2 separate regions of the Homo sapiens genome follow, and region 1 is linked to region 2. Evidence: chromatin loops called from intact Hi-C (ENCODE). Cell type or tissue: PC-9. All regions are shown on one strand. Links, peaks and the distances in the headings refer to the core of each region. The heading gives the core; the rest is flanking DNA.

What was found. Hi-C counts contacts between places; a loop is a spot of excess contacts. Peaks named below come from ENCODE experiments on the same cell type or tissue, not always from the same donor. Only the 100,000 strongest peaks of a DNase experiment are listed, where the experiment ranks them.
Region 1: it touches region 2 in a loop (7-fold over the local background); 8 of 110 quality-filtered maps call a loop at or near these places.

What each region holds. Positions count from the first base shown.
Region 1 is chr5:39,282,137-39,285,062 of GRCh38, reverse strand. It overlaps C9 (complement C9), which reads left to right. Exons shown (of 11, transcript NM_001737.5): 11 at 1-923. Among named protein-coding and RNA genes, the nearest start is that of FYB1, 64 kb to the right of the region's middle. RefSeq lists a silencer at 1,729-1,893. In PC-9, for the core only: CTCF peaks have their summits at 1,360 and 1,561 (motif pointing right); a DNase peak (open chromatin) is centred at 1,532.
Region 2 is chr5:39,546,222-39,549,147 of GRCh38, reverse strand. No RefSeq gene overlaps it. Among named protein-coding and RNA genes, the nearest start is that of LINC02104, 27 kb to the right of the region's middle. In PC-9, for the core only: CTCF peaks have their summits at 1,209 and 1,411 (motif pointing right); a DNase peak (open chromatin) is centred at 1,407.

The sequences.
Region 1 (2,926 bases), core at 142-2,641, 260 kb after region 2:
TCTCTTAGGTCTATAATTTTTTTTTAAATTTTTCTTCCTTAAACTCCTGTGATGTTTCCATTTTTTGTTCCCTAATGAGAAGTCAACAGTGAAATACGCCAGAACTGCTTTATCCCACGGAAAATGCCAATCTCTTCTAAAAAAAAACAAAATTAAATTAAAAACAGAATGTTGGTTTAAAAAACTTCAAAGTAATTTTCAAACGGCTTTGTATGGTTAACATATTCTGCCAGGTCCATGACCACACGTCTGTACCATGCAATTTAACTCTTATTTACATTGTTATGTTTAGTTTGGTTATTTGCTTAGGTGTGCATACATTCATTCAGCAAATGCTGAGCACCAGCCACGTGCACAGCAGTTGCTTTTACTAGTCTTAGCTCTACGATTTAAATCCATGTGTCCAAGGGGGAAAACATATTATATTTGTAACCAAAAACTACTAGTTTACCAGAGGACTGAAGGGAGATAAAGAGGAGTTGGTTAATGGGTACAAAAATCCAGTTAGATGAAAGGAATAATATAGATAGTGTTCAGTAGCAGAATAGAATGAACATAAACTATTAGTTTAAATTATGTGAAATTCCTTCTATTTGATCATATTTTACAAGAAAAAACATCAATTTTATATAGTCCAACTTAATACCTAGCCTTATGAGTTGTATAAGGTAAGGTTACCTACCTGAGAAGCTGATTAACATTGGTTGTACAATCTTATTCATTAGAGAACATGGTGCTTAGGGTCTGAGACCTTTTGAAAGGTCTGAGAACTCTTTAAAAAAAGGAAAGAAAGAAAGAAAAGAGGAAAAATATATCAAAATAAAAAAATGCAAAATGAGAATTAATAAATGCTTAAACATCAGTATGTATCATGTTAACTTTATTGTTACTATTAATAAACATTTCACACATTTATAAATAAATTATGTTACTTTCTCTCACTTGGCAGAAATTCACAAGAATGCATTTGATTGCTGGGAGATAACAGTAACTAAATTACCTACATGAAAATAATTTCAAAAGCAAAATTTTTAAAAATAATTTTCAAAATTGTTTTTAAATAGCAAATAAAAAGATTACTGGATGTGGGATGTATTTTAATATGTTAGGTATGATATGGAGATCATACTAATAAATGTGCCCTGGCCCTTAAGAGTCTTGCATTTGCCCTGGGAGCTCCAGAGAAGTTCTGTCCCCTGCCCTTCAAAACACTGTGTGAATTAGAGAGGAGTAAGATTTGTTAAATGTGTATAAATACTGAACTCTGTTCTTGAACAATCCACTATTGAGAGAGTTTTTGATGGAGAGCATCTGGCTCAAGGCTGTTATTAGAGTAACACCTGAGAATTCCTTCCACCCTTAGGAATTACAAATGTCAAACAATAAAAGAGCTGAGCCTTGACCAGACCCCCTAGGGCTAGCTTAATGATTTATCAGAGTCCTTTCTAGGGTAATGAATAGCAGGAACAGCCCAGGTTCACACTTGATGGAGAGTCCTCCGACTTCTTGCCAAAGGTGGTATATCTGATGATAGAGCATCTCCAGCAGGGAGCACTATTGAGACACCAGAAACTGCTCAACAGTAATCAACACAGAGCAGAAAGTCTCCAGGCCTAAACTAAAGGAGAATCTCTAGAAACCGGGAAAGATGAGGACCCACTAGGCCTAGCATGTGTCAGCGTGGACTGTTGTTTGGAGAGAGCAGATGTAGCTTAGTTTGCCCAAATGGAGTGCATTATAGGTGCCCCCTACTCCACATGCTCTCTGAGGGGGTGCACCACCAATTCAAGGAAAAGGACAGGTGAAAACAACAGCCCTGTGAAGCCCAGTCCAGAAAGTTGGATCGTTATACTAAATCACTATCGAAAGAAGCCAGTATCAAAAGAAGTTAGAGAAGTGGGATGGGTATTTATGTTCACTAGGACCTGATGGATAAAGGAAGCTCAGAGTTTTGCTACATTTTTACACTTTTCCCTTTTTATACTCAAAATTCAGGTCACTTATTTATTCTAGTGATCACAGAGTAGACAGTCAACATACACCTGTTGTCTAGTGTTCGACGTGTGGGTCAGCATTCTCACCCTGGCTTTACACAATTGTCTCCCCTGCAAGCCCTTTTAATTGTTTAATGGGACCCAACAATAGCATCTCCTAAATTAGTCTCCCAATATTTACTTATGAAAACAGCCCAAAATGGTAAATGATATGGTCTGGCTCTGTGTTGCCACCAAAATCTCATCTCAAATTGTAATCTCCATGTGTCAAAGGAAGGACCTGGTGGGAGGTGATTGGATCATAGGGGCAGTTTCCCCCATGCTTTCCTTGTGATAAGTGAGTCAATTCTCACGAGAGCTGATCAAAGGCTAGTTCAGTTTTTTTCCTTAATGAAACAATTTTTATATACACATGTAATTCACAGGACAGTCAAATATCTGTCCTATGACAGATATTTGGCCCCCACTCTTTGCTCTTCCACCCCCACCTCATGCCCATTACCTACCATTATGCTAAGAGCAGCAAAATGGCCCAAGAAAAGGGGATGGCATGGCTATTTAACAATGGGCAAGTTACTAAACCCTTAAGCCCTAAAATATGCTCAGGGAAAATAATATCTCTTTCCTAGAACTGTTAGGTTGATTTACTGAGATCATTTATACTGTAACCGACTGGAAAAGCAATAAATAGTAATAGTGGCTATTACTATTATTAGAACACATGACTATTAGTCAAAAATCTTCAAAGTATAACTAACATTTGTGACATTAGATACATCAGTGTATTTTGCAACTTTTTTGGCCTAATCTTCTTTTGGGATAAAAACTGGGAATGAAGAAAGGAAGGAAGGAAAGAAAGGCAGAGACAGAGACAGACAGAAGAGTAGAAAGAAAGAAAGAAAGAAAGAAAGAAAGAAAGAAAGAAAGAAAAA
Region 2 (2,926 bases), core at 152-2,651:
GTGCCTTCATTTTGTCTCCAGTATACCCGGGTCTCTCACTCGCAAAGCTGCACAGGGCCTCCCAGGTAACACCCACTGTCCCCAGCCTGACCTTTCCCTTCAGCCCATCTTCCTCAAAGCACTGCACTCCCGATCAATAATGTGAGCTCTATCATCAGGGCCTCCTGGCTAGGTAAGTGGCTAGGTGTTCCCTCTAAAAATATAATTCAGTGTAAATGTTAACTTTATTCTCCTTTCCTGAAATATTTACATTTTAAGTTAATGTCTTAGATATATAACACTTTAGCTTCCAAAAAGCCATCTACTATATAGGCTAATTGAAGAAGATATGTTTTCTTAAGCAGTGCAACTTGCTAGGAGCAGATTTTAAATCAGATCACACAGGCATGTGCTGAAGTTTGTCAGGGTCTCTGCTGGGTGTTTTTTAGCAAGGTATATGGAGTGTGTGATGTGTTGTTTACCTGTCTGCACAGGGTTCATATTGACTATGTGATACCAAACGTAGCATTCCATAATCCTAGAAAAGCATTTTAATGAGGGTAATAATTTCAGAGCCAGGCGCCAATGCCTGAACTTCCAAAGACCTACAATGACCACTTCTGCATCCTATAAAGCTCCTTGCAGTGGGGAGGGATCAGTTCTCTTGCCGTAGTCCTTTCACACCCATAAATAAGCTCTAAGTCTTTGCATTTGATGGAAACAGAAAAGAATGTCATGCCAGAGAAGGGGGTGACCAGAAACCAGCACTGCTTTGGCAAGTATGCATGCAATATAAGAAATCTTTCACCTACAAGTGCCCTGGTAGAGGCAATTCTTTTTTTTTTTTTAACTCAATGATTCTAACAGCATAAGCCCTCAGGTGAATAAATAACCTACTACTTTCTTGCCAGTAGCACCAGGTCATATAATCTGTGGCCTGGAAGCTCCATCACCACACAGGTGCCACCATGCCTGGAGCTTTGTGGGACTTTTAGCACCAGGTTCCCTTCCATGGGAAACAGAGTGACATCTACTTGCTCCTACTGCAGGTAAGTTAAAAGGCATCCATTCATGGTAACAGTCTGAGTGGAGTCAAGGGACATAAAAGGGCAACAAGGCACAGAAACCTAACTGGAGAGGCTAGGAGACTTGGGCTGACTTGGCAGATGACAAGCTTTGTTGCAGATTTTAAAAATAATGTTGCTTTAAGAACAGAAAGCAAGCCAAGCCAAGAAACATCGACAGTAAGTTTTCCTTCTTTTTCCCCCCTAAGATATGCTGAAGCCAGGTTTAATTTTATGTCAGGAAAGAATTCCCTCCTGAGACTTTCCTGGCTACGGTTCAGTTGAGAATAATGTTTTCCAGCCATGTTTCCAGAGTCCCTGAAAAGTTGAAAGGAAGTTACGAAGCTCTCACTTTGTATCAGCAGGGGGAGCTGTTATGATAAAGAAACTATGTGGTTTCTTCCTGTGAAATGAAATTGTCAACGTTCTCAACATTTCATTTTCGGGACCAGGGAATACTTAAAGAATGAAATATTGACAGATACTAGCAGCTTTTATACGTCTTATTTTAACGCAAACCCCTTCGTGTTATTTTAAAACGTTATTAAATAAATGTTAAATTCCAGAGTAAACAATTTTTAATCAGAAGGAAAAAGCCTTAGATATTTGTATAAGTTGCCTGTATACATGCCATATTTGTATAAAAAGCCTGCAGAGCATAAGAGTATTTCATGATACTTCGATCACCACGTAATGTAACATATCTCATACTACCTATTGCAATCCCGAAGTCTCTGATGGAAATGGTTGTCTAAAATGGGATTTCCAGGGTATATAAAAGAGCCATTATAATAGCCTCATAAAAACTTAGCTCCCTTTACCACATAAGATATGTTGATGCTGCCATCAACATATCTGTTTCACAAACATCAACTTATCTGTTTAGTACATTCTGGTTTTCAAATTGCTTGGGCCCATTTAAAAATTGAGGGGGAGGAAAGTAGGCAGGCCAAACTCTCTGCTTATTAAAACCAGTCTTTACACTTCTGATGGTTTGTTTTGAAGTCCTACATTACAGCCACACAATGTGATTCCCACCAAGTTAAGGATTAAATGACTATTAACATCTTAAGCAATTATCAAGCTCACACACCTCTTATAACTTGTTTTCTTCTAGCATCAACAAAACACTTACCTGTAGGAACTTCAGAAGTTAAAATCTGAAAAATATTGATATCTCTCATAGACATTTCTGTGGCTGCTGTATATACATTATTGTCAACTATGCCCCCTAAGTAGACTTCCAGGGAAGGCTGGCCAAAGAGAATGCTGAAGTTCAGGTGAATTGAGTCCTGGAAAAGATGGACTTCATGGGGAATTGATTGGGACATAGGGGATTCAAGAACAGAAGAGACGATTTTCAAGGAAGAATTTGAAAATCAATGATCTCTCAGACCAGGTGTATAAGCAATACAATCACCTTAAAGGCTGATATTATATGGGCTAAGGAGTTTCATTACAGCAAAGCATTTCAGATTCTCAGAGATATTATGGGGAAAAGGATATGAGAAGGCAATAAATTGTCCAGAAAATAGACTGAAACTGATAGAGGGCTGGCAGTAACAGAGTCAGCAAGCAAAGAATACAGTATGCAATATACGTCTTTTTTTTTTTTTTTTTTTTGAGATGGAGTCTCACTCTGTTGCCCAGGATGGAGTGCAATGGCACAATTTTGGCTCACTGCAACCTCCGCCTCCCAGGTTCAAGCGATTCTCCTGCTTCAGCCTCCTGAGTAACTGAGATTACAGGTGCCTGCCACCATGCCAGGCTCATTTTTGTATTATTAGTAGAGACGGGATTTCACCGTGTTGGACAGGCTGGTCTCGAACTCTTGACCTCCGGTGATCTGCCCATCTCGGCCTCCCAGTACTGGGATTACAGGT